Linked DNA regions of Homo sapiens: region 1 is linked to region 2. A link is an interaction called in ENCODE POLR2A ChIA-PET data of the cell type or tissue named here. Cell type or tissue: Caco-2. All regions are shown on one strand. Links, peaks and the distances in the headings refer to the core of each region. The heading gives the core; the rest is flanking DNA. Region 1 holds the start of LNCNEF (lncRNA neighboring enhancer of FOXA2). Region 2 overlaps LOC105372564 (a long non-coding RNA gene).

What was found. Peaks named below come from ENCODE experiments on the same cell type or tissue, not always from the same donor. Only the 100,000 strongest peaks of a DNase experiment are listed, where the experiment ranks them.
Region 1: POLR2A ChIA-PET joins it to region 2 with 12 read pairs; 3 of 35 experiments call an interaction of 5 or more read pairs at or near these places.

What each region holds. Positions count from the first base shown.
Region 1 is chr20:22,600,963-22,616,966 of GRCh38, reverse strand. It overlaps LNCNEF (lncRNA neighboring enhancer of FOXA2), which reads left to right and starts at 9,450. Exons shown (of 3, transcript NR_109883.1): 1 at 9,450-9,621. RefSeq lists an enhancer at 4,749-5,419. In Caco-2, for the core only: no CTCF peak of the experiment used is centred there; no DNase peak of the experiment used is centred there.
Region 2 is chr20:22,497,467-22,513,470 of GRCh38, reverse strand. LOC105372564 (a long non-coding RNA gene) reads left to right here. Exons shown (of 3, transcript XR_937341.3): 3 at 2,672-3,371. Among named protein-coding and RNA genes, the nearest start is that of LINC00261, 73 kb to the left of the region's middle. RefSeq lists an enhancer at 225-726. In Caco-2, for the core only: no CTCF peak of the experiment used is centred there; a DNase peak (open chromatin) is centred at 10,530.

The DNA.
Region 1 (16,004 bases), core at 7,309-12,308, 100 kb before region 2:
TTCTGCCACAAGCATTCCGTAAACTCCAAGTGTTTATATTTATTGGTGTTTCTATTCCAACTCGTCTCTGCATCACCTTTCCCACTCAGTGATGTTCCCCTGCCTTTTGATAACCCAGGGTTTATCATTTTTGAATCTTATAACATGCATGAAGCATTGTGATGGGTATGAAGATTGCATAGAGACAAGCTGGCCCCTGCCCTGGATGAGTCATAGACAGATTCTGCCTCAACGACACAGACAGTTAATAGGATGAAATGTCACAGAAGAGAGAGAGAGTGATCTTTGCCTAAACTAGGTCTTGAAAGAAGGGAGGCTAAACAAAGAGGAGAGTGAGACAGGATGAGAAGAGAAGCAATAAGAAGGCATTCCAGGCAGGAACAGGAGGAACAATCACTATTTTGAATGCTGGTTCTATTCACACTGAAACATGCATCACACAGCAATGTTATTGATCCCATCTCAATCTATGTAAGTTGTGTTGTTTTTTAAATCCATCTGTTCTTTTACGTTTTTAAAATAATAAAACACATGCTCCCTTGAAAATTTCTGAATTTTTAAAATTCAAAGCAGTATAAAGAAAGCAACAGAAATCGCCCAAAATTATGTAAACTGAAACAACCAGTGTTAGAGGTTGGTAAATACTATCTAAAACATCCATCTTTGCATATAGACAGACAGAAAGATAGATAAATAGGCAGACAAACAGAACGACAACTAGATAGAGATACACAGATGACCTCAGAACATAGCATCACCGTATTTATACCGTTTCAATTAAATTAACTAAAGTATTTTTACTTTAACAAAAGAAAAAGATGTTGAAGTAAAACATGATAAATCGCTAGAAATCAGATAATATTTTCCCGCTGCAGGAAGTAATCATTTCTAAACAATTCTTTAAAGTTAAAATAAAATGAGTATAAAAACCTTTATAAGACTAGGTGCAGTGACTTCACACTTCTAATCGCAGCACTTTGGGAAGCCAAGGTGGATGGATTGCTCGAGCTCAGGAAGTTGAGACAAGCCTGGGCAACATGGCAAGCCTTGTCTCTACAAAAAATACAAAAAATTAGCCAGGCATGTTGGTGCTGGCTTGTAGTCCCAGCTACCTGGGAGCCTGAGGTGATGATCACTTGATCCCAGGAGGCAAAGGTCGCACTGAGTGGAGATCACGCCACTGTACCCTAGCCTGTGTGACAGAGCGAGATTCTGTCTCAAAAAGAAAAAAAAAAAAACCTTTATGAAAGTTTCGCGTGGTGCAGTGCACCTGTAGTTTCAACTGCTCAGGAGGTTGAGGCAGAAGGATCGTTTGAGGCCAGGAGTTTGAGACTGCAGTGTGCTATGATCATGTTGGAGAATAGCTCTGCACTCTAGCCTGGGCAACATAGCAAGACCCCATCTGAAAAAAGAAAGAGAAGGAAACAAAGAAAGAAAGAAAAGGAAAGAAAAAAAACCTTTATAAGATTGTAGTCATTATTACTGAGGATACATTTCAACTTTTGACAATATCTGACTCTGGCTGTGAAAAATGAGGACATAAGCAAACAAAGTGTTTAAACATAAGTTATTTGTCTTCTATATCTATGATGTTTCCATTAATTGTCTAATTATAGTTAATTGTCATTATCTCAGGCTTTTTCTGGGTCACTTACACAGCTTTTAGCCCTGTTAGGTATATTCTTGGTAATTCCTGCTATATGTACAAGTTATGGATAGAAGTAGTTTCTCAATTTATGCTCTTAGCTTAAAAAAAACTTATTTCATACAATTTTTTCAATTTCTTGTTTTTGAGTTTTTTTATTTTTTAATTTTCACTTTGAAATAATTTCAGACTTATGAAAAGGTTACAAAAATAGTACGAAGAATTTTCTTTCATATGTCTTGCACCCAGCTTCCTCAAAAGTTAATATCTTATATAATCACAGTGCAAGTATCAAAACCAGAAAATTAAGAGTAACACAGCCCTGTGAACCAGCCTTTGGATCTACTCCAATCTTACCACTTGCCTCACCAACGTCCTTTTTCTGTCCAGGAGCCAGTCTAGAATCACACATTGCATTAAGTTATTGAGTGACTCCGTCTTCTTCCTTAGTTCATGTCCTTCATTAGCGCCTCGATAACACGAAATGAAGCCTTCGCTGGTGGGGAACTTTCTTCTGCTTCCTGCATTATGCCTTTTCCAGTCTGGCTTCTTCCTCTCCCTTTTCTGCACATGGTGCAGCCATTGTGGTTGCCCACTTATTTGGGCAATATTCCCCCCTTTTTTACTTACAGAACCCCAACCTTATTCAGGCCTTGAGGGGAGATCCTTGATCTCAGATAAGATGTGCCAGACCAGTGGGCTGTAGTGATTTGTGACACAGTCCTGGCCAAAGTGACTTAAGGCAAATTCTGAGCTCTGCTGGGAAGATTCTGGGAAGGACTGATTCTCTGCAGTGAGAGAATAGGAAGTGAGCAGAGGAGAACAGCCCCGCATTGCCCCTACCCCTTCCAGTGACTGTGCGGTGGGGATGCGATGCACTAAGCTACTGAAGTCATTTAGTGATCAGGAGGCCAGTTCTGAGAGAACCGCACAGCTGCTGACCCAGAGCACTGAGATCAATCAGCTCCCCACCTCCAGACTTGTTATATGAGGGAAAAAATCCCTGTTTGTCTCAGACGTTTCTTGCAAGATGTTCTGATAGTTGCAGCTGGAATCATCCTAATGGACAGAGCACACTATGTCTCTTCTTTTTTGCTGAAGTTTATTTGCATAGTTGCTTTTCCACTTTTCAGCATGCTTATGAGTGAGTGGTTCTGACTGGACTTTCTACCTCTGGCTTACGGTGACTACACTGTCACTGACTTCCTTCCCATTTTATCTGAATCCTAAGCATCCTCCCCTCTGCAGTATAATTTAGGGGCTGAGGATTGTAGTCAATCTATATTTCTCCAGAGGTTTATTTCTGCAGAGATTTCATTTTGTTCAATGGGACACTATTGGAGAGCTTTAAGGATGGAAGTGATATGATCAGATTTACATTTTTAAAGATTCCTGTCTGCCGTGGGTTAGGGGCAAAGCATAGAAGAAGAAGAATGTTTACTTAGCAGCTCCAGTGGTCCCAAGAACTACAAAGAGATAATAGATGGTTTGGACCATTAGGGCATCAGTGGAGGGGATGAGAGGTGTTTGAGGTTTGTGTCAACAACTCTTGCTCGTGGATTGGACACTGACTATGTGGGAAAGTAAGAAAGTAAGAATAAAACTTGGGTTTGGGGTCTAAGCCCCTGCATGAGTGGAGATGACATTTAGTAAAAATGAACATTGGGAAAAAAGGAAGATTGGGCAGTGGGTGGGTGGAACGAAAAACAGGAGTTGTCTTAAGCACAAGCGAGGAAGAAGCAGCCAGGAGGGCTCACTATGGGGATTTTCTTCAGTTCCTTGGATGAGGTTTCTCTCCACATGGGTTCTTCTTCTCTCTTCTGGTGTTGCATGTTGTGGCAGACATGGTGGTTTTCTACACATCGGGCAATGTCCCCATGCCTCTTCCTTGCTGTCAGATTCCCAGCTTTGTACGAGTCCTAGGGAGACACTGGTCTACCTTAGAAATTGGTGGGATATCCTGAGGGTGAGGCTGGAAATACTACAACTTGACTTCTTACCTCCTGTCAAAGAGGGTACTATGTAAGAATGTGTTCATTAAATAGTAAGCCTCCAAAGACCTTGGGAACTTATCACTTCCCTTTACCCTCAATTCATATATAAGGAAATTGGAGTTTAACAAAGTGAAGAAAGTAGCCCAAAGTGACACAATCCAGAAGTGGGACAACCAGATGCAAGCCTGTGTCATCTCTCACTGCAGGTTGTTCTAGCACACAGCACGTGCTGTCTCCAAGACCCCACCAAGCCCATGGGGTGCTTCGTTCACCAAAAACAGCACCTAATTACCCCCTCTACATAAACATTTGGCACATACCAGTACAGTGGAAAAAATATTCCTGCTGTGAACTTGCCATCCCTGTCTCCCAGCACTATGGGACAATCTGTGTGGTGATGGCGCTGGGCAGTGTTGTCCTCCCCTTCTTTTGAAGGGCTTCTAGCAGACTGTCATCCCCACTCCTACCCTCACTCCCTACCCACAAACAGTGAAGAGGAGATAGCAGGGACACGCTACTGAAAGAAAGCATTGGTTTTCAGAAATAGACTCTAAAAAGAAGGAGGTCAATGAAAATGTAGGCTATTTTTTAACGACTTAAAATTTGACAGAAAATGTCCATTCTTATCAATGTGAGAGAAGATATCTGTGACTAAGAGCAAGAAACACTGGCCAGCTCAAAGAAGGCCTGTGAGGTGTGGACCTTCAGAAAGGCCCAAGCACTCTGAAGTGCCTTTGTTTGAACGTGTCTTCTTGTTACAGTAATGAGAAAGGTGTTGCCTTAATGAGCCATATAATGCAAATTTTAATGGTAAAATTAAATTTTGAATAAACACTAAGAAAAATCAAATATTAGAAATCCATTTCTTAAAAGCTTACAACGGTGACTTGTCAATGTGCTAGGTGAACTTAAGTAAGATCATTTCAGATTATGTATGCAGTGCTGAACTATTTCAATCTAATTATGTTAAAATTGTGTTTTCATTAAGGCTTCTTCCTAATGCAAGAATGCTATTAAAATTATTTTCACTGACATTCGCCTAATAAGCTGGCTTAGAATTTGCATTTACATTTGACCAGGTAGTTGTTTTTAGAATTAGTGATGCCTCAGTGGGAACCACCCCCACCTCCCATCCAGGAAGGGCTGGTGTGAGGATTAAGGGAGACACTGCCACAGACGAAGCACAGTGTTCACAGCCTGACACACCCTGAGCACCTTATGAGGCTGACACATCATTACTGCCATTCTCAATCTCTGTCTATAATTATGCCCTCTGTGGCAACAAATATGCAAGTAAACAGGGGCAGTTGTCAGGCTCCAAATTTTGTAGCTATTTCTTAGTTACAGCCAGACATTTCTAGCCACTGACCAATGCAGAGACAGAAGATGGGAAGCCACTTCCAGGGTCCCATCACACCCTGTGGGCTGATTTCCTGGAGTATGTCTTAGTCTAGCCATTGTAATCCTCAATGGTTAGTGAGAAGAGAGGGAGGATAAGGAATGCTTAGATATTAGCAAGACAAAAGTCAGTAACACTAGGATTGCAAGGGGTTTAGGTTCATAGCTATACAGCTACCTAAGAAATAGTTGTGAGAAATGACCCTTAGAACCATGGCAGCAATGGTGCTTCCTCCACCTACTGGATTCACAGGACACATTGAGTACTCAATGACTAATCCAATTATTTACTTCACACATACTTATTAGATGTTTACCATGTGCTAGGAGCCATTCAGGTCCTGGAAATATTGCAGTGGACCAGGAAAAAAAAAGACCGCTTCATCTTAACCCTCTAGAGGGAAAGCAGATAAAAACAAGAAAATAAACTTCAGAGGGAGATGGTCTTCCCTGTCATAGTAAAAGCATTCAGTAACGTTCTGTGGAACATCCATTGGGTTCCAGACCCACCTACCCAGAGAAGTTCACCAGGGAACTTAAGAGGGTGATTACTCTTATAAGAAAAGAAAAGAAACATAACACAGAGTGAGTAGCAGTGCAGGGTTGCAGTAGGCAAGCTGAGCCTGGGTGGCAGGAAGGTAACACTTGGGCCAGGAACCAGATCCAGAAGGAGCCCACTGGTTGCCATGTAATCCCACCTCTCCTTGCTCCCAAGCCACTTCCCATAACCCTCAGGATACAGGCAAAGGACACAAGGAGGAAAGGCTTGAATTAATCTTTCAACACAGGTTGGCATTATCACATGAAGCCCAGAAGAAAAGGAGATAGAGGAATAAGCACAGGGTGGGTGAAGAGTGGTCTGGAAAGACCCCAGGGAAGTTCTAAATAAGTGACGAGATGAGGAGACCCTTAGGGAAAATCATTCACGATTATTAGACTTTCCTGATGGCATTCCTTTTAGGCTACCCGAATGTCATACAACTTTCATGACTATGGCTGATTCTAAGGTGACCCCCCAATTATCCCACCTCCTGGTATTTATGCCCTTACATAATCCTCTCCCCTTGAGTGTGGGTGAGACTCGTGACTTGCTTCTAACTGGTAGATGAATCACACAAGATTATATACAATTGGAACATCGGTCTTGCTGGTCAACTCTCTGCTTTGCTGGTGTTGGTAAATTAGCAAGGGATATGTTGGGGGCCATGTTGGTAGGCCCATGTGGAAGGGAACTGAGATGGCCTTGCCCAGCTAGAACCCAGCTAGAGACTGAGGCCCTCAATTCAACAGAAGGCAAGGAACTGAATTCTGCTAACAGCCTCATGAGCTTGGAAGTGGATCCTCCCCTGGCTGAGCCTTACAATGAGATCCCAGCCCCAGACAACACCTGGAACTCGGCATGTTGTGGGTCCTGAGGTAGAGGGCCTACTAAGCTGTGCCAGGATTCCTGACCACAGAAACCATGATATAAAAAAAAAAAAAAATGTGTGTGTTTCAAGCCTCTGAGCTTATGGCAATTTGTTATACAGCAATAGAAAACGAATACGATGGCATTCACGAAGGTTGATACAACTGCTAAAGCGTTCAGAGAACCAGGAAAGCATTACGGGGAGGGAAGAGGTCTGGAGCCCAGGGGGTTTCATAGAACATAACGTAATGTTTTTGATATGACAGGAAAGACCTGAGCACAGGAATGCTAAGAATTAAGACTTCTCACTCGTGCTTAAGAGATTGTCAGAGAGACTGAGGTGGCCAGGTGGTAAACTCTTGTTTACCACACTAATCCAGTAGTGTGGATTAATTCAGGAAATGTAGAGTCACGGCCACAGATGGATTTTTTTGCTTATTACAAAGAAAAATTAGGCTGGGTGCAGTGGCTCACACCTGTAATCCCAGCACTTTGGGAGGCTGAGGGGGGTGGCCTACTTGAGGTCAGGAGTTCCAGACCAGCCCGGCCAACATGGTGAAACCCCATGTCTACTAAAAATACAAAAATTAGACAGGCATGGTGGAGCCCGCCCACAATCCCAGCTACTTGGGAGGCTGAGGCAAGAGAAACACTTAAACCCGGGAGGGGGAGTTTGCAGTGAGCTGAGATTGTGCCACCACGCTCTAGCCTGGGTGATAGAACAAGACTCCATTTTAAATGAATAAATAAATAAACAACCCTGATTATAATAATATAATATACAAATATGATTTTTTTTAAACAAAGTCATACAAAAGTTTATAAAATAAAAAGCAAATTCTTCCTCCTCTCCCCTCAGGTTGTCAGTTCCACACCTGAAAGATTACCAGTTGTTATCATTTATTCTCTATCCTCCAGGAAATTTTCTGCATGTATCTAAGCATATGTGTGCCTTTGTCTACAAAGAGGAATAAACTATATCTGCCCTTTGCTTTTCTCGTGACACTGTGTCTTGGAGACCCCTCAGTGCCTGCGCATTGTAATTAGTCATCCTTTTTCATGGCTGCTAAAATTCCTTTGTATGAGTATGCTTTATGTAACTAGTCTCCTGCTGATTAGCATGATGTTTCCATGTTTTCACTATGACAATAAATGTGACATGTAAATCTTTGTTCACTTCTACAGTTGCAGGATGAAGAACTAGAAGCAGAATTGTGGGGACAAAGCATGGGCTACCAATCTGTCCATAAAAGCTGTACTGATTTTATTCCCATACCGCTACAAGGGCATATTTTTTAGTGAAACTTTGGCCAATACTGCATGTTAACAAATTTTAGAATTTTTGCCAATTTAATAGGTAAAATTAGTACCTAGGGTTTTAATTTGCATACATCTGATGTTTTCAAGCTTCTCACAGGTGGAATCTATTCAAAGGATCCAGAATCCAGGACAGAAGGTAGACATTAAGAATGAAGCCCTTGGTCAGGTGCTGTGGCCCACATCTGCAATCTCAATACTTTGTGATGGTAAGGGTGAAGGGTAACTAAAGACCAGCAGTTTGAGACCAGCCTGGGCAACATAGCAAGACCCTGTCCCTCCGCCACCAGAAAAAAAAAAATTACCCCGGCATGGTGGCATGAGCTTGTATTCCCAGCAACTCAGGAGGCTGAGGTGGGAGGATCAATTGAGGCCAGGAGTTTGAGGCTGCAGTGAGCTATGATCATACCACTGCACTTCAGCCTGGGCAACAGAGTGATACTCCAACTAAAAAAAATAAATAAATAAAGAATGAAACCCTTTGCGATAAATGAAAAGAAGAAACAATGTCATTTCAGAGCATCTTCTCAAGGGTAATGTACCCAGCACCCCACAGGTGGTCATGATCTTGACAGCCACCTCATGAAAGCTCAGAAACTTTCTTCCTTATCTCAAAATTGCTACATACTTTGCTTAGAGTAAGATTAGTGCATTATAAAAGAAGCAATGTGCATCAGGCACAATTAAAACATATATTTGAGTACTTGATGAACGTCAAAAATGATTTGTAATCCAAATGTCCTTCTACAGAGTCTTCAGGAAAGAACTTATGATTCTCAGGTGATCATCCTCCTAAGTGTGGCCATGCTTGAAGGTTAAAAGAGCCTAGACACTTTTCTTCTACTTTTTGTTCTTTCAAGCTGAAACTGCATCCAGTGAAAATTGCTTAACGGGGTCCCTCCATATAAACCAATAGATGTTATTTTAAAAAAAAAGACTCACAGATTTATATAAAAAAGGAAATGCTTAATTCACATGTATTCAGTTTCTGTTTTGACTGTTTTCAACAGCTTTTGAAGTAGCCTATGAGCTCACAAAGCCCTCAGCTCAGTGCAACACAAACATACAGCGAAAGCAAAGGGGCTACTCAGGTCTCTCCGTCTCGGAGAAAATATGCCAAAGACTGGATTATTTTTTAAATCTATTTTTGCAGTGAAAGGAAGCCACAGGCATCTGAATACTGGCTCTCTAGCTTGACACCTAATTTCTGCCAGGGTATGAAGAGCTCCCTTCTGAAACTGCACCTCTGGAATTTGGGTTGGTTTAAAACGAGATTGGAGCATTTGGGTGGCTTTTGTTTTTGTTTCCCGGTTCTCCTTCAGGCTGGTATTTCTTTCCTCCAAAGGACACTGTGTACTCACCACAGGGACTCCTGATTATCCCAAAACACAAATCCTGATTCATTTTTTAAAGACTCATGATTGAGGGCTCATCCTGTATTTTTGTTTTCCCCCAGCTATAGTCTACCTGAGCCAACAAAATGAGTGTATTCATTTTATTTTTAAAAGCCTCCTACAAATCTTCAGTGACTCTTTGAGTATAAAATATTCATACCTTGACTCCAAATTACAGTTGGGAGCATAACCACTCAACAAGTACTTTTAGTTCAGATTCATTTTAGATTCATACAAGCAGAAGAAGGAAACTTGGGAAACACAAAGTCTCCTTTGAAGGAAAGAAATCCTGAATGAAGAAACAGAGGGATATACTGCCGTCTTAAACCAACCCAAATGCCTCTGCCGCAGTCGCAGTTATTTAGGGTGGAGAAGCGGGCTCTGGCAACTAGAGAAGGTGGCCGCAGCATGGGGACACCCGAATTGAGGAGCTGTTTGGGCAATAAGCTGATTTAGAGAATTAAGGTAAGTCAATCAAATGTGACTGTGTTCCAGCTACATCGACTTTTATCAAAAGTATTCAGCACTTGTGGAAGCTATTCTGAGAGTTTAGTCACATCTACTGCAGACAGCTAGAAAGGTGATTTTACTACGAATTTGGATGCCAAAAAATATAATCTCGATATTCAAAACCCATTTTTTGATTTCCGTGAAGTGCTACCTGGCAGGTCTGGTTGCAAATCATTTTGCAAATGCAAATCCCATTCTCAAAAGTTTCAGGAGTTTTTCTTGTTAGTAGTCCTCATAATTGTTGCAATCCTGGTATAGATATCTTTAGAACAAAAAAATAAAGAAGCCTCCTGGACTTTCAGAATGGAGACATTATGCTAATTGGAGATGGGAGGTTTTATTTGACAATGGTTTGAAAGAAATTCACCAGCATTTATGAAGTCTGCTGGGCTATGAGGTCTTTGAAAGGTACAAACATAGTAAAAGGCAATTTTTTTTCTGCCAATAAGATTAGACTTTGCTAACATTTTAGCTAACCTAACTAAAGCCTTACTGGGAAAGGCCACACGTGGATGCCTTTCAGGGATCACATAACTGGAAGTCCAGAGGTAGGGAAGATTTTGAGTTTTTGATACTGGGGCCCAGTAAGAATGTCAAGGCCTCTGGATTCTGTTTTTCTCGTCTTCTTTCTGTGTGGTCAGCATCATGCAGGGTTGCAAATGGATCCCAGCAGCTCTCATGATTACAAGTTTCTTCCACCACCTTCAGGAAGGGAGAGCAGAGATGACTTTTCAGAAGAGTACTGCAGCTCTTTTTCTAATACCTGCAGCCTGTGTGGCTTACATGGCATAAAGAGTTCACTCTTGAGTTTATACCTGTGGCCAGGGGATAAAGTTGAACCTATTAGTTCAAGAGTGGGCCCAAGCCAATTGCCAGCACCAGAAACTCCAGGCAAAGCATTCTTCTTTAGCAGAAATCTTCTTCCTCTTTAGGGCTGAGCTAGAAAATCCAAACCAGGACACCCATCCATTCCAGTGCCCAGAGGAAGAGCAGCAATTTGTAGCCACCAAAATCTTCATCAAGAGATTAGAATTTTAGAGTAAATCCAAGACAGCATGCTGGAGGCCCTGTTTGAACAGGCTAATGTGGAATAGATGGCTCCATCTCAAGGGGCTAGAACCAGATAGACACCACGTCCAAGGCCTTATCCCAGCCGGTCCTAGAGAGTCTTAGTTCTCGTTCTTCATAAAGGACATTCACCTCACGAGAGCCACATGACCCAAAGCATAATCTCTGTGCAGTGGAACTTCAGCCAGTGGGAGGACAAAGTATTTGAGTGCAAATTAAGTTAGCCCAACACCACACCCCTGTGCCAATGCTGAGAGTAACCAGCAAGACAATTGTCACTCACTATTCTAGCTCTTCCACTGGCCCACTGATTTCCCACTGAAAATAACACTCTCTTATCTTGATTCTCAAATGCTGCTATCTGGAACTGAGTTCTAGTATAAATACGCTAATGATGCTCATTCAGCAGAACCAATGAGGTTTGTCCTGGGCAGCCACAGAAAAGGCAGAGACCTCCAGCTTCTCACTCTCTCAAGCCTGGCAGGTAGCAGCACCATGAAGGGCACCAAACTGTGGGAAAGTATTTAATTTACCTAGAGATGAAAAGGAAGCTGCCAGGTCCCGAGCATCCTCTTTTCTCCGGCTCCTGGATGCCTCCCGTTCCTGCCCTCTTCTCAGTTGCCTTGCATCTGGATTACTGCAAAGTCCATCTGTTTTCCTATTTCTAGTGCACCCTCGCTCTACATTCTAGATGTTTCTAGCAGGTTAATCTACCACTTTAATCATGTGACTTCCCAGCTTTGAAAAATTCTGTTACTCGTCATTCCCTGTTAAAAAAGAAACAGGATTTTGGGCCTGGCTTTCAAGGTCCAGCACAATATGGCCAGTCCCTGACCTCCCTGGCCATCTCTCACCCTCCCCTTATGATCTGTCCATATTCCCACCCTACTATCCAGTCACTATTTCCAGAACATGTCTACATCTTTGCTCCATATTATTTCTCATGCATTCCTCCCAAATGGGATGTTCTTCTGTCTCTCCCATCCAAACCCAGCTTAAATGCCACTTCACTGAGCCTCCTCTCTCAAAAGCAATTTGCTTGACTCTCATCTAGCAACCCAAATCACCATGTGTTGGGTGAATTTATAGGTGTACATGTGAGGGAGCAGATCATGTGTGCCACAGCTCATCCACAGAGGGTCCCCAATAAATATTCATCATATGAGTGGGCAAGAATTTACAATTCTAAGTCATCTCTTATTAAATTACTGCTGAGTTCATCATTTCCTGTAAAGGGAACATTGACATGTATGTCTAATAGGTATATTACTCTCTGTATTCAATTGCTAGGGCTGCCATAACAAAGTACCATAGCCTGGGAGGCTTAAACAACAGAAATGTATTTTCTTACCATTCTGGAGGCCACAAGTCTGTGATCAAAGTGTGAGCAGGGTTGCTTTCTCCTGAAGCCTCTCTCCTTGTCTTGCAGATGGACATCTTACACGTTCTTCTCTCTGTGTGTGTCTGCATCCTAATATTAAATAGGCCCCATCCATTAAATGACCTCATTTAAACTTAGTTACCTCTTTGAAGATCCTATCTATCTCCAAATACAGTCACCTTCTTGGGTACTGGGGGTTAGGACTTTAACATATAAATTTTAGGTGGACACAACTAAGCACATAACAGCATATATATTACATACAAAATGTATATACACATTCACACATAAACACGTTTGCCATTTTTCACACTAAATGTTAACAAGGTTGAATATAACAAAATAAAGAATAAGAAATCTAGACAATATATGGAAATATGTGTAACACAATGTTCAATCTTAAAAGATGATAAAATATCTCATTTACTGTCATGGTTATTAGGTAAAATGCATAGTATAAAGCATATGAATTAAACAGTTTTATTTTAGTGTGGTAAGATTTAGTTTTGTGTATTGATTAAATGGTACTATAGCAGGACTGACATTCCACACCACTGTTCCCGTGTGCCAAGAAAAAAATGACTTCTTTATTTCCTATAATTGGACTCAGCTTTGAAGTTCCTCCCACTTTTTTCCCTGTAATGACTGGGGGAAGCTGCGCAAGCTGGCTTGTGGAGAGAAACAGCCTCCTCCGTGTAAGCCACATCAGTCAGCCTCTTAGGCTATCTATTCTAAAGCCACCTTCCACTATAGCTGTTTATCCTTCCTGTGCCTCTTCAAGGTGCCTCCAGGAAATGCTTAATGTCCCTTCAGGTGTTAGGGGAGGCCTGGTCCCTATGCAGAGCTCCTGTATTTGTGGCTCCCAGGTAAAGAGCATCTCCCCTCCCCTGGTCGAGACAATATCCTCTGGTGCCGCTGCAGAGTGCCGGTTCTGCCTGGTTCTTTGGGGACAACTATGTGAGTTCCTTTTGCTGAAGAGTCTGTTGAGCATGGGCCTGGATCAGGACTGTTGGGGGGAGAGTCCACACACATGGCTCCCTTTCACCTTAGGGGGACTGAGGATCCAACCCACAGCAGGCACGATGGCCTCATCCCTCAGGGACTGCACTCACCCCCACAACGCCCATAGCAATGCCCGGCTCTCTTCCTCACCATGGAGGAGGTGAAGAAGACAACACACAGTGTCAAAACCCCGCATCCCAAACCCATGCCCGTCCTTGCCGTTGTAGAGCTGCCGTGTTGGGGGGTCGTGCTGGGGAGGGAAACAGGAGCATGTGTTCAAGTGTCTCTTGAGTCTCACAAAATACCTCCTAGGTGTTTCCCCACCCTCCCTCTTCCTGAGATCGGCCCTAAGGAAAGCTAGCCTGGGCCCCAACTACTCCTCTCCTTCTTCCTCTGGCCCTTCTCTCAAAAATCAGGAAGATATTCCTATCTGCTTCTTGTTGCCTGCAGTGCTTTCACATGGCCTCCTGTAACCTCCCCTTGTCATGGCTCATGGAAAACCTCTAGGGTCTGAGTCTGTCAATCCTCATTCTGGAGATGTAAGGGAGGATTTGGGAGTTTAAATTTTTTTTTCTCTTTCCCCAAAACCTGGTTTTAGGATTATTTCTCTGCTGTGGGCTCAAGAAGGAGAAAACTAAACCTCAAAGTAGGTCAAAGGCATTTTGTTCTTAGCCTTAGACTCTCAAAGAGTGGCCCTTGGAATAGGAGATTAGCATCACCTGGGGGCTTGTAAAAAATGCTGACTCTCAGCTCTCCCCTCCTCACTCCAGACCTTCTGATTCAGAATGTGTAATAAGACCTTCGGGTGGCTCCTGGGCACTAATGCACGGATCTAGGAAAAACTCCTCAACCTGTCCCTCACGGATTCCCTTTCACTTTCACAGTGGATGGGTTGAAAGAGAATATGACTGATGAGGTGACAAAGGCACCGGTTCAATATTTTCAATAATAAAAATTTGCTCTCCTATTCATCATCAACAAATGTGTATCTCTGCAAGAACCAAACCCCTGGGAAGAACCAAACCCTTTCCATGCCCAGTAAGGTTTATGGTTTTTGAGATGAATTCTGAGACCTGTTCAGCATGCACTTCCCTATGTCCATGTCCCCCAAGCTGTGGGACAACCAAAGCCTGGCAAAGCTCCTACCCTCCACTGATCTCATGCCACCTTCACAGTCTCTGGACAACTGGATGTGTTCACTCTATTTTAAAAGGTTAAGCTTCTGAGGCTCAGTAAAATTAACCAATTGACTCAGAGTCACCCAGCTCCCAAGAGACAGAGCTGGGGCAAAGCTGGGTCATTTGAGTCTATGTCCAATGTCTTTCCCAAGCTGTTGAGAAGGAGAATGCCTAGAGTAAGCTTGTTTCTCTTTCTTTAGAAATAACCACTAAAAAAAAAAAAAAAAAAAAAAAAGTGCTTGCCTTGAGTTAGAACAATTGGTCTTCTCTGTAACTCGGAATTTTCTGTGGGAGAATATGATTGCCCTCTAAGATATCAACTTAAAATGTTAGGATTTTCCTTCATATAATGATGCTGTTGATGACATAACAACTAGTTAAGGATCCAGTTTTACTGGAGGAAACAATAACCACCCTCAAAAGAAATACACCCTTGGCACCCTTTTCTCCTCCTGGAGTAGGCACCTGGCTGCACAGGTGAGTGCTTGGGAGTTTAAAGGCAAGGCCTGCAGCTGCCATGGATGACATCTGTTTCATGATCCTCCCTAAGGGAGCTTCTCAGGCACCACACAGCATGTGATGTAAGTCAGACCACTTCCAAATCAAGTGAAGATCCATCTAGCTACTCTACACCCTGCAATTGCCAACATACAGAGAAACCATATTGAGTGTTCTGGGTACTAATTAATATCTACAGCAGGCCCACTCTGAGTCACCATCACGTGCATTGCAGATCTAATCTCCATGATGCCTGGAGGAAGGAGAAAGCATGATCTTGTTTGAGGAAGATGAGGAAACTGAGGCCTAGGGAGGTTAAGTACCTGCCCAATGCTACTCAGCTCATAAGTGACAGAATCAGACTCAAATCAAGGTCTTGAGTCTAAAGGTCATGTTTTTTCCCACTACTATCCATCAATTTCTCTCTTCAACCAGTGAATACCATTGGTTTAGACCACCTGTTAGGCTGGATGAGAAGTCTCAGGGAGGAGCAATTACTAACAGAATCCTGAGGAAAAAGAATGCCTGGTAGGGGGCTGATAAGAGACCCTTGGGGATAGGGAAGCAGAGCTCCCCAGACATCAAAGGTAGTGACTAACAGAGAAGGTCCTGCCCACTGTGTTGACACAGTTGCAAGGAAAAGGTGGTGTTGATGAGTAAGACCAAGCTAAAGCAAAGCTGAGTTTTTTCCCAGCCCAGTCCCAGCTCCTTCTCACACAACCCTTTGAGAAACAGAGCTTTCAACGTGCAGGACTGGTGTGCCTTCACCTTTTCTTGTCAAATTTTAAGTAAACTCAACCATAACCCTTCCAGGTACTTGGGATATGCTGCAGTTTTAATAAAGACAGACCTTAGAACATTGTAATGTAGAATTTCCTACCAATCTGGTGGCCAGAGATTTCCTTCCCAGGCCAGTTGCCTTCACATTTTTTCTCACAAGAAAATGTGGTGATCCATGCAATTTCCAGCTTAAAAGCAGGAAATTGGATCCCTCTGGGTTTTGGACTCCTAGGAAAGGGGGTGCTCCGTAATAAATTGTTTAAGGGAAGGAACCAACCTCATTACCTATCTCTCAACACCTGCACACACCACCTGTCCACCAGCTGGTGCAGCCTGCAAGCCATTCAACCTACCCTCTCTACCCTCCCAAGTCCAAGCAAGATGGAGGCCTCTACCCAGATGCCTTATGACTGGCTGCTGCTGAGCACTGG
Region 2 (16,004 bases), core at 6,402-11,401:
CTGGGACACATTGTCAGCCCTTAGCTGCTCACTAAAGCCTCCTGATTTGAGATCTATATGACAAATGCCTGATGCTAAGCAGAGATGCTGAGGCCTGGAGCCAGGAAGGCGAATTAGTTTCCTAGTTCTAAAGGTAGGGGTGTGTGGTGCATGCATGAGAGAGAGAGAGAGAGAGAAACAAGAGGGAGAGAGGGAGAGAGAGAGAGAAACAAGAGGGAGAGAAGGAGAGAGAGAGGGAAAGAGAGAGGGAGAGAGGGAGAGAGGCAGAGAGAGAGGGAGAGAGGGAGAGAGGCAGAGAGAGAGGGAGAGAGGGAGAGAGGGAGAGAGAGAGAGAAAAGAGAGAGAGAGGGAGAGAGGGAGAGTATATAAAAATTCTCTTGCTCTCTTTGCTTCTGTAGATGTAGTTAACAAGTCCACTTTTAGGGCTTAATCTGCTGGGCACACTTTCTTGATTTTATAGCTAGAAATGATCTAATTTAGGCAGAGGGGGCTGCCTGAAGTAAATACAGCACTGGTTCAATTAGGTGGGGATAGATATGCACTACCTTTAAAAGAAGATAAAGACATTTGAACTGTTGGAAATACTAAACCGATCAGCCATCACCCTTTCCTAACATACCCAGATAGTAGCTGCACCCCCTGCTTTGCTTTGGGACTATAGGCAGAGCCAAGGGGACTGTCCCCTCTGCATGACCCGCAGCTACTCTCCCTTTGTCTGCAAACAACCGAGAGGAGCGAGTTGGAGCCCAGAGCAGCAGAGACTCAGCCTAGCAGCTGACTGGGCCAGGTGCGTTTCCATTGGCTGCAGAGGCCCGGTTGAGCTCTATTTTCTTCTGTACATAAAGATAAGAAGCCAAGGGCCCCCTTCCGAAAGCAAACACGTTTAATTGGAACCACCGCCTCCCCATGATTCACCGGATGGAATTTACAATGGTGTTTACCTTTTTCCACAAAAGTAGCAAATGAATCAATCCCAATAGGAAATATAAATCTAGGAAATATAAATCCCCAGCAGATGCATTTCGAACCACACAGGAAAGGACTCACTGAGAAAGAAGGCCCCTGTAACTCTAGAGGGTTTTGCCCAGAAGTAAGAGTCAAGAGTGGTCCAGATTAGTTGAGGAGAAGCAACTTCACATATGAGCTTAAAACAAGTCCTTGCACGAGCCACCTTTTGCTTGGCCCCTCTTAGCAGTGGGAATTCAGACAAAACTTCAGGAATGCTTTGCTGGGCAGCTGTGGTGCATTCAAAGCAGAGAAACTGCCTTAATCTTTGCAAAACCAACAAAGATAAGCAATAGCTTTAGCTGGGCTGAAATTAGCCAATGCGCTGCTACACAATGCCCTGGTGACCATTATCCAGGCTCTGACCGCCGCACGGCACTGCGCAAGCATGCTGGCAATGTTTAACAAACCATCTGTCTTGTACCTGCTCCCACTCAACAGGGGCCTTTGTTTGAACCCTGGCCCCATCCAGCATGTCAGCTATCTATTCCCCAACAGGGGAAGCCCCTTCATCCCATTGTACAATTTTCATAACTCTTTTGATTCCAGTTTGTCCTACAGAATGACTTCTGCCAGAGAACATTTTGGAAAGGGAGATATGGATTCTGAATCTGTCCACTGATTAGTTTCTAGAGCACCATGTGTGTGAAACCTTACTTGCTTATGTGATTTCCCCCTCATTTGTCTTTTTTTAAGAGAATTTCAATATTCATTCAAATGTTGATTTTATTTTTTCCTTGGTTAGCTGTGTTTAAGTTAGAAACCTCTCTCTCTTGTTCTTTTCCTCTCAGATATATGTTTTATACTGCAGTAAGATATTTTCTGCATATGTCGGGTGCAGTGGCTCACAACTGTAATCTTAGCACTTTGGGAGGCTGAGGCAGAAGGATCGCTTGAGCCCAGAAGTTTGACAGGAGACCCTGGACTCTACAAAATATATACACACGTGCATGTACATACATACACACACACACACACACATATACACACATATACTCTGCCTAAATCGCACAGTACCTGGAATTTACTGATTATATTACATAGGTGTTAGACGAAACCATTTGAACTTAATGTTTTCATAGATTTATAACAAATATTGACGGTTCATTTCATATGGTCCAATATATGTATTTCCTTGTAAAACTGCCCACATTATTTTAGACTAGAGATTTGAGAAGATAACTGATCCAATACATGGTTTTTATTAAAAAAAAGAAAGTCTCCTTTGAGAATTTATTTATTTATTTATTTTGAGATGGAGTCTCCCTCTGTCGCCCAGGCTGGAGTGCAGTGGCGCGATCTCGGTTCACTGCAAGCTCCGCCTCCCAGGTTCACGCCACTCTCCTGCCTCGGCCTCCCGAGTATCTGGGACTACAGGCGCCCGCCACCATGCCCGGCTAATTTTTTGTATTTTTAGTAGAGACGGGGTTTCACCGTGTTAGCCAGGATGGTCTCGATTTCCTGACCTCGTGATCTGCCCGCCTCGGCCTCCCAAAGTGCTGGGATTACAGGCGTGAGCCACTGTGCCCAGCCGAGAATTTATTATTTCTCTTTTTCTTCTTCACCTTGCCTGGCTCTCAGCGATTCTCCCTCATGCTCAGGAGTAAAATGTCCCCATATTCTTTTTCTATATGTCACCATGCTAACGTAATTTCAATTACCTCAGATACACCTTCGCAATGGTGACCACAAGAATCCACTCAGCCTTGGAAGCTGTCCTTGAAACTCACCCTGAAATCCCTGCCTAGCAGACAGGAGACCTCAGGCTGGACTCCACTCACTATGTTATCTCGGCCTCCCCGGGACTCTTAGGACACGACTTTCTTAATCTTTCCAAGGGGCTAAGCTTAACCAAAAGGAAATACTGCATAAGATGTGTGAATACTTCAAGATCTGTGGAATATGAAGCTGAAAACAGCTCTGTGTTTAGAAATGGTTACCGTGCATGTGTCTGTTTCCCCGAACTAGCACCAGAGCCTCGGTTTGAGGGTCTGTATTTGATCCTTTTCTCCTTAGAAAAGAGAGACCTTGTTGAAGGAATGTTCTTTTTCCAGAGGAAATTTGGGAAACAAAACGGTCACCTTAAAAACAGCAGCACAAGAAAGTTTGTCCTTAAATTTAAATTTTCTTTCAAGCCAGGAATTAAAGCAAAGGTGGGAGTGGAAGAATCTCTTCAGATTGTAACTCTTGAAATTTCCAGGCTAAGGGAAGTCACTGTGGGAGCATTCGAGCAGATTGGTGGTCACCACTGGGGATTCTAGGAAAGACACGTTTCTTCATGTTTTTAATCTCATCCTTTAATTCCAATTTCGGTGTATGTTATATGTTTTGTAAGGTATTCTAACATTAAATACGTGTTATATGAATACAGTGTATGTTCATGAATATTTCCTTCAGTTTTATATTTGAGTTGTTTTGGCCTTTTGACTTGTGAATAATGCTGCTGTGAACAGCATGTGCATGTATTTGTTGGAGTCTCTGTTTTCAGTTCTTTAGGGCGTATACCTAGAAGTCTCTAGGTCATATGGTAATCCTATGTCAATTTTTTTGAGGTATTGCCAAGCCGTTCCCCACAACAGCTGCACCATTTTACTTTCCTACCAGCCATTGTAAAAGGGTTTCAGCTTCTCCGCATCCTTGTCAACACTTATATCCCTTAAAACAACAACAGCAATGAACTCACGGTCATCCTAGTGGATGTGAAATGTTGTGTCATTGTGGTGTTTATTTGCATTTTCCAAGAGTCATCTTTGTCCACATGTCCTTTGAATTGAACTTCAAGGACAAGGATATGCACCCTCTGGTGTTGGTTGAGAATGATTTGTGGGTCCTTCCACAGTCCCCTCTGGTATCTCCTAGAAGCTACCACATGGCCACAGGTGCGGGTGCCTCAGTAGGTCCCCCTTCCTAAGAAGCATCGCTGTCACCAGGCCAAGCAGGCCAGGAAGGAGGAGTGGTGTGTACCCCATAGTGAAGGGAAAAGAAAAGAAGACTCAACTGCAGGCAGAGAAGGAGCAGGATCATTGGAGCCCAGGGTGTGGAGACAGCCAGGCTCTGGGAAGTCAGAAGAAAGAGCACTTTTCTAGGCAAAAGGCCCTGTGATGGGCCAGAGTCCTGAAGCCTAAACAGGACCATAGCACGGAGGTGTGTTCTGTGTGCACAGGCAAAGAGACACAACCCAAGGCCAAGAGTGGGCAGGAAGGCAAGGAGTGAAGTGAGATCTCCGGTACAGAAGGCAGGTGGACAACATAGGCTTAGACCAGGGAGCTTCAGAGTCTTGGGGTCCAGAATATACTGGCACATCTGCAAACAAATGGAGGAGCAATTCCTGCTCCTGAGCCCAGAACCTCTCCTCTGTTTCGGGTTGAAATGGTGGTTCTCAACCTGGGCCACAGTTCGAGCCACTTGCTGAGCTTATTAAAATCCCCATGCCCAAGCCAACTAAATCAGATCCACTGTGTGTGGGGACCCAGGCATCAGTATTTTGACATTCCCCTACTAATTCAAATGGGAAGCCAAGTTTGAGAAAAGAAGAATTTTAGGTTTAAAATAGTAGATTTAAAATGTGGAATTTATTAGATGTTTTTGTTATGAAATAAATATGATCATGTTGTAGGAGTTTGGAGGAAAAGAAGATGATGAAGGAAGAAGATACCACCTGTTGCCTCCTGACCTTCTGGCTGATGCAGATGTTGCAGCCTGTGCCCTATTTGGGGGGTTCCATTCCTAAAAGAACAAATTGGGACTGGCAGCCAGGGTTGGGCTGTGCTGCTGGGGATAGGATGTGATGTATCTTCTGAGTCCCCAGCACTGAGGCGGGCGTAGTGATGGTAGCACTCAATAAATGTTTGTAGGGTGAGTGAATGGAAGCATGAAGGCATGAATTCATGAAAAGCAGCCCGAGACATGGTCCCCGCCCTCTAGGAACTTACAAAGGGGCGGCTGAATAGGCATTACAATAACAATAATCGGAGGGCAGTAATAGTTCCCACATCGGTGGTTCTGTGTGTCTGTGCATGCAGGCCTGCAGCCAGGGAAACCAGGGGAGGGGTTCTGAAAACTCTGTTTAGTAGCTGTGGCCTCTCTTATCTTTATTAATGCACCACAAAGCACTGTCACACTGTCCTCTTCTCGATAAAACCCATAAACAGGAGCAGAGGAAAACCCAAGGAGGCAGGTGCCAGAGGGGCCCGGAGCCCTCTCGGGTGGCCACAGAGACAGAAGTTGAGGAGAGCGGAGAAAACCTGACCTCTTGGATGTGGAGTTATTCTGTTGATTTTTTTTCTTCTTTGCTTCTTTGATAATATGTCCCCAAGTTCTCTAGCCTACAGATAAATGAAGTAAGTTGATAAGCTGAGAGCTCCTTGTCAATTAGAGCTTCCTCTTCTGAAATGGTAGGTGTAGGGGAAAGAACACGCCAGGACAAGGAAGAGCTGGGGCTGGTCCTGTCTGATCATCTACTATTTATACAACCTTAGGTAAGGTGCATTACTTCTCCGAACTGCAAAGCACGCAGCAGTTTCTGTTCGGCTTTCCTCTCCTGGTGGTTGTAGAAATTCAGCAAGACAGGTCTAAAAGGTATCTTCTACTGCTTAGGTGGTTTTCGCTTCCTGCCTCTCACAGGGCTGAGGGTGCACAGGTCCCTGCAGACACAGAGCTGCCCACAGGCTGGGGTTACTGACTCCACTAACCTGAGCTGGAGCCTCATGCAGCTGCTCACATGCTGGGGAAGCAGATAGCCGCCAGTAGGTACTAGATTTCTAAAAGGATACCAAAGAACCATTTATACATGCAGCTTTACTAGCCATGACTGCTATTTCAATTCCCTCTCTCTTCTCCCTGTATCATTCCCAGGCACTTCTCTCTCCTATTCAGAAAGAGTATGGCCTTTTCCATCATGGCCTATTCTGCCTCTTTTTTTTTTTTTTTGTAGATTCAGATAAAAAGGCATTTGGGTGACCTTAGGTGGCCAGTGAGTTGTTGATGAAACTGGGGTGTGGACATTGACCTCTGCCTGCTCACCTAGGTCCCTTGCACTGAAAAGCATGGCACAGCTGTTTACCTGTTTACTCTGAGCCCTCAGGGCAGCTATCCCCAGGGTGGCTCAAGTATGCTATGGGCCTGGTTTAGGCTGGGGGAGCTGGGCTGTGGCCAGTGAAATCTACATGCCATTTGAAGAGCTGCTACGGAAGAGCTCACTTGACCTTTAAAATTGTTTATATTTTTATTTATTTTTTTTGTGTGTGGTTAGCGATACCACAGAGCTTCTCTGTATTTTTTTACTTGAGAAGTAATTTTATTTAGTATTATTAAACTTTTTATTATTTTTATATTTTAGAGACAGGGACTCGCTCTGTTGCCCAGGCTGGAGTGCAGTGACATGAGCACAGCTCACTGCAGCCTTGACCTCCTGGCCTCAAGCAATCCTCCCGCCTCAGCCTCCCGAGTAGCTGGGACCACAGGCATGCACTGTCATGCCCAGCTAATTTTATTTTTTGGAGAGATGAAGTCTCACTAACCAGGCTGGTCTTGAACTCCTGGTCTCAAGAGATTCCACTGCCTTGGGCTCCCACAGTGCTGGAATTACAAGTGTGAGCCACCACACCTGGCCAAGAGAACTGATTTTAAAATCCCAACTTGTCTCTGAGCTTCCTGAGGGCAGAAGAGCAGAGACTAAAATAGAAATAGTATTAGAGAACTTTCAACACTTGTGGCTTTGCTAATATCTTCATCTATGACTTACTGATTCCTCTCTTTGGGCCTCATTTTTCTTTTATAAAATGGAGAGGTAGACGGTTCTTATGGTCCTGAAGCTCTCAAGCTTTTTTATTTTTTAAGTGATTTTATTTTCAAATAAATTTTTATGCACAGACCTGAATCTATAAAACCCAAAAGGGGATATTTTATTAGTTTAATAACTAGCTAGTATACTCGTCCTTAGTTTAAATTTATAACATTTAATTATCCTACAAAGAGAATAATATGGCAGTTTGATGGCGAATGTCTAAACATAGCTTTTATTATATAAAGAGAAAAGTTGAGGCTCTTAGAAATTTGGAAATCATATCGACTTCAACACATTTTTTTTGTAAAAAAGTTTTTTGGTTGCACAATCTGGATAAAATTTTGATCCACAGAGCTGAGCAGTTGCAAATGATACCTTTTTAAGAACAATCTGTCTGGAATCTCAATGTCTTCCTCAGTGTCCAGGAAAAGGGAGTGAAGTTGTATTTGGAGGCTGACACCAAGATGTCCACCTGGCGGAATCAGCAGAGTGCCCTAGCTTAGTGGACTGTGCATGCTGATTGTATTACCAGTTTCAAAATTATTTTTAGAATATAAAAATAATAGACAATATTTTAAGCAAATGTTTTCTGGCCCAGAAACACGTTAGAAAAGCAAGATCAACAGAAAATTATCCAATCCCTGAGCTGTCCTCACTAGCTGGTCTAGACAGTAAATATCTTGATGAAAATATAAAAATATTTTATTTGATATTGATACTTTATCTTCACGTTAAGTAGGAAGCATTAAGAAAAATGACCTGCTTTTGGCCGGGCGCGGTGGCTCACGCTTGTAATCCCAGCACTTTGGGAGGCCCAGGCGGGCGGATCACGAGGTCAGGAGATCGAGACCATCCTGGCTAACATGGGGTGAAACCCCGTCTCTACTAAAAACACAAAAAAATTAGCCGGGTGTGGTGGCGGGTGCCTGTAGTCCCAGCTACTCTGGAGGCTGAGGCAGGAGAATGGCGTGAACCCGGGAGGCGGAGCTTGCAGTGAGCCGAGACCGCGCCACTGCACTCCAGCTTGGGCAACAGAGCGAGACTCCATCAAAAAAAAAAAAAAAAAAAAAGAAAGAAAGAAAGAAAGAAAGAAAGAAAGAAAGAAAGAAGAAAGAAAGAAAGAAAGAAAGAAAGAAAGAAAGAAAGAAAGAAAGAAAGAAAGAAAGAAAGAAAGAAAGAAAGAAAGAAAGAAAGATGACCTGCTTTTTAAAAACTCCCGTGTTTTTCAGGGTCATGTAATGTAGCTGTGTGGATCCATTTCTAATGAGCCCCCAGGCTGCAACAAATCAGTGTGGAAGTAACTCCATTCTCCATCATCTTTCCCAGGGCTCTCACTTTTCCTCATGTTACCAGGAAAATGAAACTTTAAATCAAATAGCATTGCTGGACATTCTTACCCAGGGATGCCCACAACCATGTGCCTGGCCCCAGAACACTCAGCCTGGCACTGTTGATACCTGCCTTGCTTCCTGTCTGTGCCTACCTGATAACACTTTTATTTTCAGTTACCTGGGACGAAGGGCACCTTGTCATTTTTAGACTGTGGGTGGCATTGCCCGCTTTGTCAGAGAGAGATACTCTCTACCTGGCAAGGGGCAGGAAGGAGTTACGGGTCAGGCTCTGCCTCTGCAGTTCAAATGTTGCCCACTTGGACAGCCCAGCAGTCTGGACTCTGGAAATTCTGCCCAGTGGTTGGGCAGCTATGGCCTGTTTGGGGTTTGGCATTGGAAAGCAGATGTGTGAGCGCAGTGCAGGCATATGTGGTGGTGGGATTGATTGTGTTTCTGCATAGGTGGCTGGCACTGCAGCCCTGTGGTGCCCATTTCACATGCACTTCACTTCCAGCACCCATGCTGAGAGAGAGAGGTCCCGTCCTGCGTGCGCCAGGTCGTTGCTCCACTAGGGAAGGTACCACCTGTGAGCTCTGCCCTGTGTTTTGTTCAGAACCCTACCTGTTTCTCCTGGCATGAATATTTTGTTGCATCAACTGTCATTATACTGGGTTTCTTTGGCCAAATGAATCGTGGAACTTCAGCCAAGTACCATGCCACTGCTCATGGGAAGAACAACCATTTTCCAGCTGCCACCGAGAAATGGGAAGGGTTGCACGTCCTGAGACACAATACAGCATTCCCTTGTAGGGAAATTTTAGAGATTTTCAGGGGTTACTCTGAACCATGTTTGTATCCTGTGTACCGGCGTTAGAATTCACAAGCTGCAACTTGACTGTATTCAGGAAAGACAATACCTGGAGAGCCCTGGAAGAACCATCAGCTACTCAATGTTAGGTGCACCGTGGCGGTGTGGCATGTCCAGGACGGCTCTCTCACCAGAGGGCTTAGGTGAGGTGTCCTCGCTGGAGATTATGAGAATGTTTAGCTTGTTTAATGGAGACAGTTTCATTCTGCTTAGGAGGCAGCAGGAAAGAGAACACTGCTGTATCAGGTGTGCACACCCACACGTGCACATGTAAACCATGAACACACATACATGGGCCAGGTAAGGAAGAGAGACGGGGAGAGTAAGGGGGCCTGGGGATAAAACTGGTTGATTAATGAGGCTTTCTAGATACCAGAACGCTTCCAGGATTCCCTGTTTCTGCATCTCTGCTTATTGAAAAACAACCGAAAATGGGGGCATGGGGAGGTGGTTTCAAACACTTGTTTGTTTAATATGGCTTGTCATGATGGAAATGTCAGTGTCTGGGGCAAGGCCATTGAGCAGAACTTTCTGTGTGATGGAAACATTTTGTGCCTGCCTGTCCAGTATGATAGCCACTAGCCACATGTGGCCTTGGAGCACTAGACACATGGCTCTCTTTACAGGGCAGGCCCAAGGCCTCAGCCCAGTAGATTCTGCACTGGACCTTTACAGTCACCAACATGTAAATTTCCTACCTTTTCACCCAAGCTGAATTCCCAGACAATCTCTGGCTCACTCTAGAACTCTGATGCGTGCCGACATTTCTATGTTGCTTTGAGTCTGCAACCTTCCCCTCCCCAGCGCTGGCCCCTGCTCTCCATCACCTCTAATCTGCCAGACCCTGTAGAGAGAGACATTCCATAAGAGTGTGTGACTGGACCTTCGCTTCCCAGGCCACTTCCAATGGGCCTAGAGTTCTTCAGGTACAATTTAGTGCCTTTAAACTTGGGGTGAAATAATTGTGGCACTGCTTCAGAGCCAACCGGCATCTAACACAAACCTGCCCACATAAATGGCGGGGACAGGCTCTGGACGGAGCCTGGTCCCCTGGGAACCAAGTCTGACCTCCTTAGCAGGCCCTGCAAGCTCCAAAGCTGATGCCTGTCTGGTCTCAGCATCACTCACACCTCACCTGTGATGGGGAACTTCTGGTTCCATCCCATGAGCCACACAGGGCGAATTTTCGGGTAAGTCTCTCTCCCCAGACATTACCCAAAGCAGGTACAGGATGAACGTTGGTTGTTAATTTCAGTGGGGATTTCAAAAGCTGCCTAGGTGTCCTGAATAGAGTAGACATTTCCTCACTCTCCCCACACCCTCACCCACCCCACCACAAAGGAAAAGAATGACTTCTTTGTTCTTCAGGGACAAGTGATAAAAAAAACCTCTTGTTCAGCCTGTCCCCTATAAAATGCTTATCTTCTCTGCTGGTAGGAGACACTTTAATTCCTTCCTGTTCACTGATTGCTGCTCCTCAAGGCCCCTCAGTGCCGGTCCTTCCCAGTGCTCCAGGTAACGTCACTGTCACCGAGGAGCGCTGGAGGCCATCTGTCACTGGACACACTATTGTTACAGCTGCAGCAGGTTGGGCTCGCTGGCCACCCAGCCCCTGAGCGCTGCATTAGCTCCGCCTATAGAGAGGGGCCCACCGTTCTTCTCATCAGCTCCACTCCTACCTCCCTGGGGTGATGGCTGTTTCATTGTTTGATTTTGCCGCCACTCTTTCTTCATTTCCCATTGGCCGTCTCTCTTCCCAACTCCTTATGGTTAGAGTGATTTTACAAGAATTACTGTTTTAGAATTTTGCAACCTCGATGGACCCCCCCGGAGGTGTGAGAAATCATAACCCTGCTCTGGGAGTTGCTGACTCAGGCTCCGGCCATCAGCCCTGTTTTGTCATGGTGGATCTCCATGAAGGTTTCAGAAAATAAAATGCTAAGAAATGTCTCTGCCAGCCTCCGGAAAGGCTTCTTCCTGCATTTAAGAAAATTGACAGGTAACTCAAAGGAAGATTTCTATGTTAAAAATGCTGCGGCAGTACAGCATTATCTTTTGTAGCCACGGTCTGCCATAATGTTCACTCGCTTTCCATTTCCTGGTTCTGGGAAGCAGCAGTGAGGGCCCCCCAGGGATGTTCCACTGTGCAGGAAGCAGGGAGCCAGGGAATGCTCCAGGAGCGGGATTGTGTGATTGGAATCGGACCTTCCACTCTGTGGGAATAGCTGGGAGAGTGGAGATTTGGAAAGGGGAGTTGGAAGATCAGAGAAGCGTCATCTACCAGTGAATCTGAGAGGACCTGCCCTGGCAGAGGGGCCGTGAGGGAGTTTGGCAAAAGTCTGCGGGAAGCCATTTCCTCTGTGCAGCTCTGGGTGTCTGGTTCCCGGCCAGCTGGGCTGAGCCTGCAGAGAATGAGCTGGACACTGAACAGAGGACAGCGAGGACCCGTTGAGCCCCACCAGGCACTTCTGCGTCCATCCATCCTTGTGCCAGGCCTACTCAACAGCCTTCAGAGGGTGATGGACACTGCTTTGCCTCTGTAGCCCAAACCTCAAGTAATTCTTCTTTTGGTCAACTCTAACCCAGGTTCTTGCAGGGGTAGGGATTCTGGGAAATAAAACTCTTGGGTAAACCAAGCTGACACAGCACAAGCAACACAGATTTGTTGAACCAGGAGAACTGCTGAGCCCAGATAGGAGAGCTGGCATGGAGGCCAGGGCCACTGCTGAGAGGAGCTGGGAGGAGAGGTGAGAACACGAGGCAGGGTCCAGTAAAGCAGGATGGCACACAGAGCAAGGGTGCATCTGGGGAGTAATGCTAAGCCACTGCCATGTGTCTCGTGGCACCTTGGATGGGCAGAGCACCTTGAGGGCTGCTGGGGAAGGAGACAGCTTGAAGTCAATGACCTGTGGCTGAGCAAGTGGTTTCTATTGGGAGACAAATCAGAGCTCTTCTGGGGCTGTGGCTACAGAAGTTTCCCTTCAGAATGGCAGGTCCCTCAACATCCCACTCCTCTACTCCCCTACTTTGTGCCCTTGGTTTCCACATCTGAACCATAGACACCTACTTCCCAGCTTGCTGTGAAGATTGACTTTGATGTGTAAGTAGGTGGCCTTGATGATCATGCCTATTATGTTTTAGTTAAAGAGAAAAGGCCAGGGACTTTCCCAAGACACACAGCTGGCTGCCAGCAAAGCTGGAACTCAAACCAATGTGTCCTGACTCAAAGCCCAGTGCTCCACCAGGTAAAACATGACATCAATTGCTGTGTTCTGTCTGGTGTATACTAAAACAACAATATAGTCTCCCCATTTATAGAGCATGAGCTTGGAATTGGCTTTCCTCTGTTGAGCATGCATTATTACAGTCTTGCTCACATTTTTCTCACAATTCCCATTGCAAAATAGAAAATGATAGCATTCATGCAAGTGAAAGAAAGCTGACCTTGGACTGAGTTGATTGTCTTGAGCCCAAGCCCTCAAGCTCAAGCCAATAGCCAAGGCTGGTGGGGCCTGAGTCCTAGCCTCTTGGGATGATGGACCCTAAGTAGGGAGCATCGAGGTCCAGGCTCCAAGTGTGATGGTTAGTGATGGAGAGAAGACTCTGAAAAGGGAACGGAGAGAAGGTTCCATGGCACAGGAGGCAAATGGAAGCCATTTCATGGATGATATAAAAAGAGTTGGTCCAATTGTGAAGTGAATGGTTTGGAGCCCCTGGCCATCCTGTCTCCGTACCTTCTCAGCTTCTCTACAGTCCTCCTCTTCTTCCCTGTCTGGGTATCCTGTGCTGTCTCACCCTACTAACCCCTCTGACCCCTTGCAGAGGAAACATTTTCATGCCAAACCTTGAGAGACAAGCAGAGTGTGGTGGGTATTAAGGACAACTATAGGCACAGGACAAAGATGTTAAAGCGAGGCCACCCGAGCTGCAGAGGGTGGCTCCAGTTTCCTAGAATTTCTCTCACTTTCGTTCAGTGGCACAAGGATGATGCTCAGGCGCCAGGATCACTTTGTGGTGGGAAAAGCAGAGGCTCCCCACTGGGTCAGCCGGGGCTTCATGAAGTTCGCCCCAGTGCTACAAGAGGCTGCAGAACTTGGTCACCATCAGCAATGCGTCTTCAACTTTATTTCCTGTGTTGCTCTTCTGGGAAAACTTTTGGCAAGGGAGGAATCAAGGTATGGGGCGTGGTGGGAAGGTATCAGGTCTGAGGGCAGCTCCAGATGCAAGCTGTTGTTTGCAGAGGAAATGTGCTCTAATAGACAAGGAACCCATCAGACAGCTGTTTGGGGGTCCTCAATATATTACATTTTAAAAGGAAAGAAAAAAGCATTGCCTGTGAAAACGGCATTGGCAAAACATCTGCTGAGCACACAGCACTCCTGATCCCTGGTGGAGGTGGGGATGAGGAGGTCTGCAAACAAGCTCTGAAGCAGGTGTGCCCCAAGCAACCCGTGTTGTCCCTTGTCCCTATGCACACCACCCACTTTCTAAGTGAGGACAAAGAGGCACGTGGGAGAGGCAGCTGCTGTAATCAAGAGGGTGGTGGCCCATCACATTACCCAGAGCGACCTCACTCTGAACGTGAGCAAGGTTGTGAAGCATCATCATTGGTACTTCCTGCAGCCTAAGGGAACACGTGTGTCTAGAAGACCAGCTGGGAGGGGGACTGTGTTTGCAGGCAGCTGTTTCTGGCAGACCCTCTCAGCAATTCATTCCCAGCACCATCTGCCTGTAGAACCATCGCTCATGCCAGCGAGAGAGTCTGAGGCTGCACTGCCACTCCATCCAGCATGCCCTTTGGCAGAGAGCACTTCTGCCAGCTCGTGTGGGTGACACTCTATCAGCCGGTGAAAGAGCAATCTCTCTTCTCTAGGACAGATGGGTAAAATAATGATAATAGAGACTTTCCAAAACACATTCTCATCCATCACCTAATCTCACTGAATCCTCACAGCACCCCTGTTCAGCTGCTGTCATGAGCACCGCTGTCCGGATGAGGGGCTGAGGCTCAGAGAGGTCTGCAGAGCTGATGTGTGGGGTGGCCTGGAGGACTTACCCTCCTCTCAACTCGAATGGTGGCTCTGTGATGGTGTTCTAGTCTCTGTGAGCCTCAGTTTCTGTCAAATGAAGGCAATCATAACTCTTATTTTATAGAGTTTTTGTGAACATTAAGAATTCAATATACAGTTTGTAAAGTAGTGCTTGGCACCAATAAGAGCTTAATAAATACAATAGTCTCCTTTTATCTGCAGTTTTGCTTTCTTTTCCTCACTCTGGAATTCATTTTATTACAATGGTTAGAATATTCATTCCTTATCATTCTAAACAGAATCATCACTCTGTGTTCATTAAAAAACTAAAAATCGTAGAATAGATTAAAAGTTTCTTTATAATTTACAAGAAACTTTCATATACATATTTTTTTTTAATTCAACTTTTACTTTAGATACCTGGAGATACATGTGCATGTCTGTTACATAGGTATATTGGATGTTGCTGAGGTTTGGGGTATAGATCCCATCGCTCACATAGTGAGCATAGCCCCCAGTAGGTTGTTTCTCAAATCTGCTCCCTTCCCACCCTCCCCACTTCATAGTCCACAGTGTCTCTTCTTCCCATATTTATGTCTATGTGTGCCCAATGTTTAGCTCCTGCTGATAAGTGAGAACGTGTGGTATTTGGTATTTGGTTTTCAGTTCCTGCATTAATGTTTTAGGATTATGGCCTCCATATACATCCATGTTGCTGCAAAGGGCATGATTTCATTCTTTTTTATGGCTGTGTAGTATTCCATGGTGTATATTACTACGTTTTCTTTATCTAGTACAGCATTGGTGGGCATCTGGGTTAATTCCATGTCTTTGCCATTGTAAATAGTATGGCAATGAATATGCACATGCATGTATCTCTTTGGTAGAATAATTTACTTTCCTTTGGGTATATACCTAGTAATGGGATTGCTGGGTTGAATGGCGGCTCTGTTTTAGTTCTACAAGGAGAACTACAAAACATTGATGAAAGAAATCCTAGATGACACAAATATAGAAAAACATTCCATCCTCATGGGTTGGAGGAATCAATATAATTAAAATGGCCATACTGCCCAAAGCAATTTACAGATTCAACACTATTCCTATCAAACTACAGATGTCCTTTGTCACAGAATTAGAAAAAAAAACTATTCTAAAATTCATATGAAACAAAAAAAAAATAGTCCAGATAGCCAAAGCAACCCTAAACCGGAAGAACAAAACCGAAGGCATCACACTACTGGACTTCAAACTGTGCTATAAGGCTAGGTAACCAAAACAGCATGGTACCAGTACAAAGGCAGACACATGGAATAGAACAGAAAACTCAGAAATAAAGCTTCCACCTACAACCATCTGATCTTTGACTAAGTCAATGAAATCAAGCAATGGGGAAAGCTCTCACTATTCAATAAATTGTGCTGGGATAGCTGGCTATTACTCTCTTCTCCATTCTTCCCTGTTGAGCTTTCCAAAGATGCTGAGATCTCTGTTTTCTCTTCTCTTTCCTTTTTGCTTTTATAAATCTGTATTTAAGGCATTCCTAGCCCTGATCTTACTCTAAAATCACTTGCCCCGATGAGTATCCCCCAGAATTTACTCCTACAGCATCTCTGGCAACCAACGAACTAGCGCCAGTTCTGCGATACTGGGTGCAGGTTCCTTTGTTTCTCCAGGCCCTTGGCTCCTGGGCTCCACTCCCTGGTCCACAGTGGAAGCTGTTGTCAAGTATGTGTTCAAACCACCATCTCATAGAACTGAAGAATGGAGATGTCCGATAAGTTACCACTGGGGCTAAACAGTGAGCAACTTTGAGGTCATTCCATAGAGCCTGTACTGTAGAATGAGCCAGTTTCTTGGCCACTCATTTAGAACAACAAGGATTGTTTCAATTCAGAACATGGAACATAGTCCATGTTTTATTCAGATCATGGAACACAGACATAGAACATAGTCCACTAAGCATTCTCATCACTGCAAGCAGA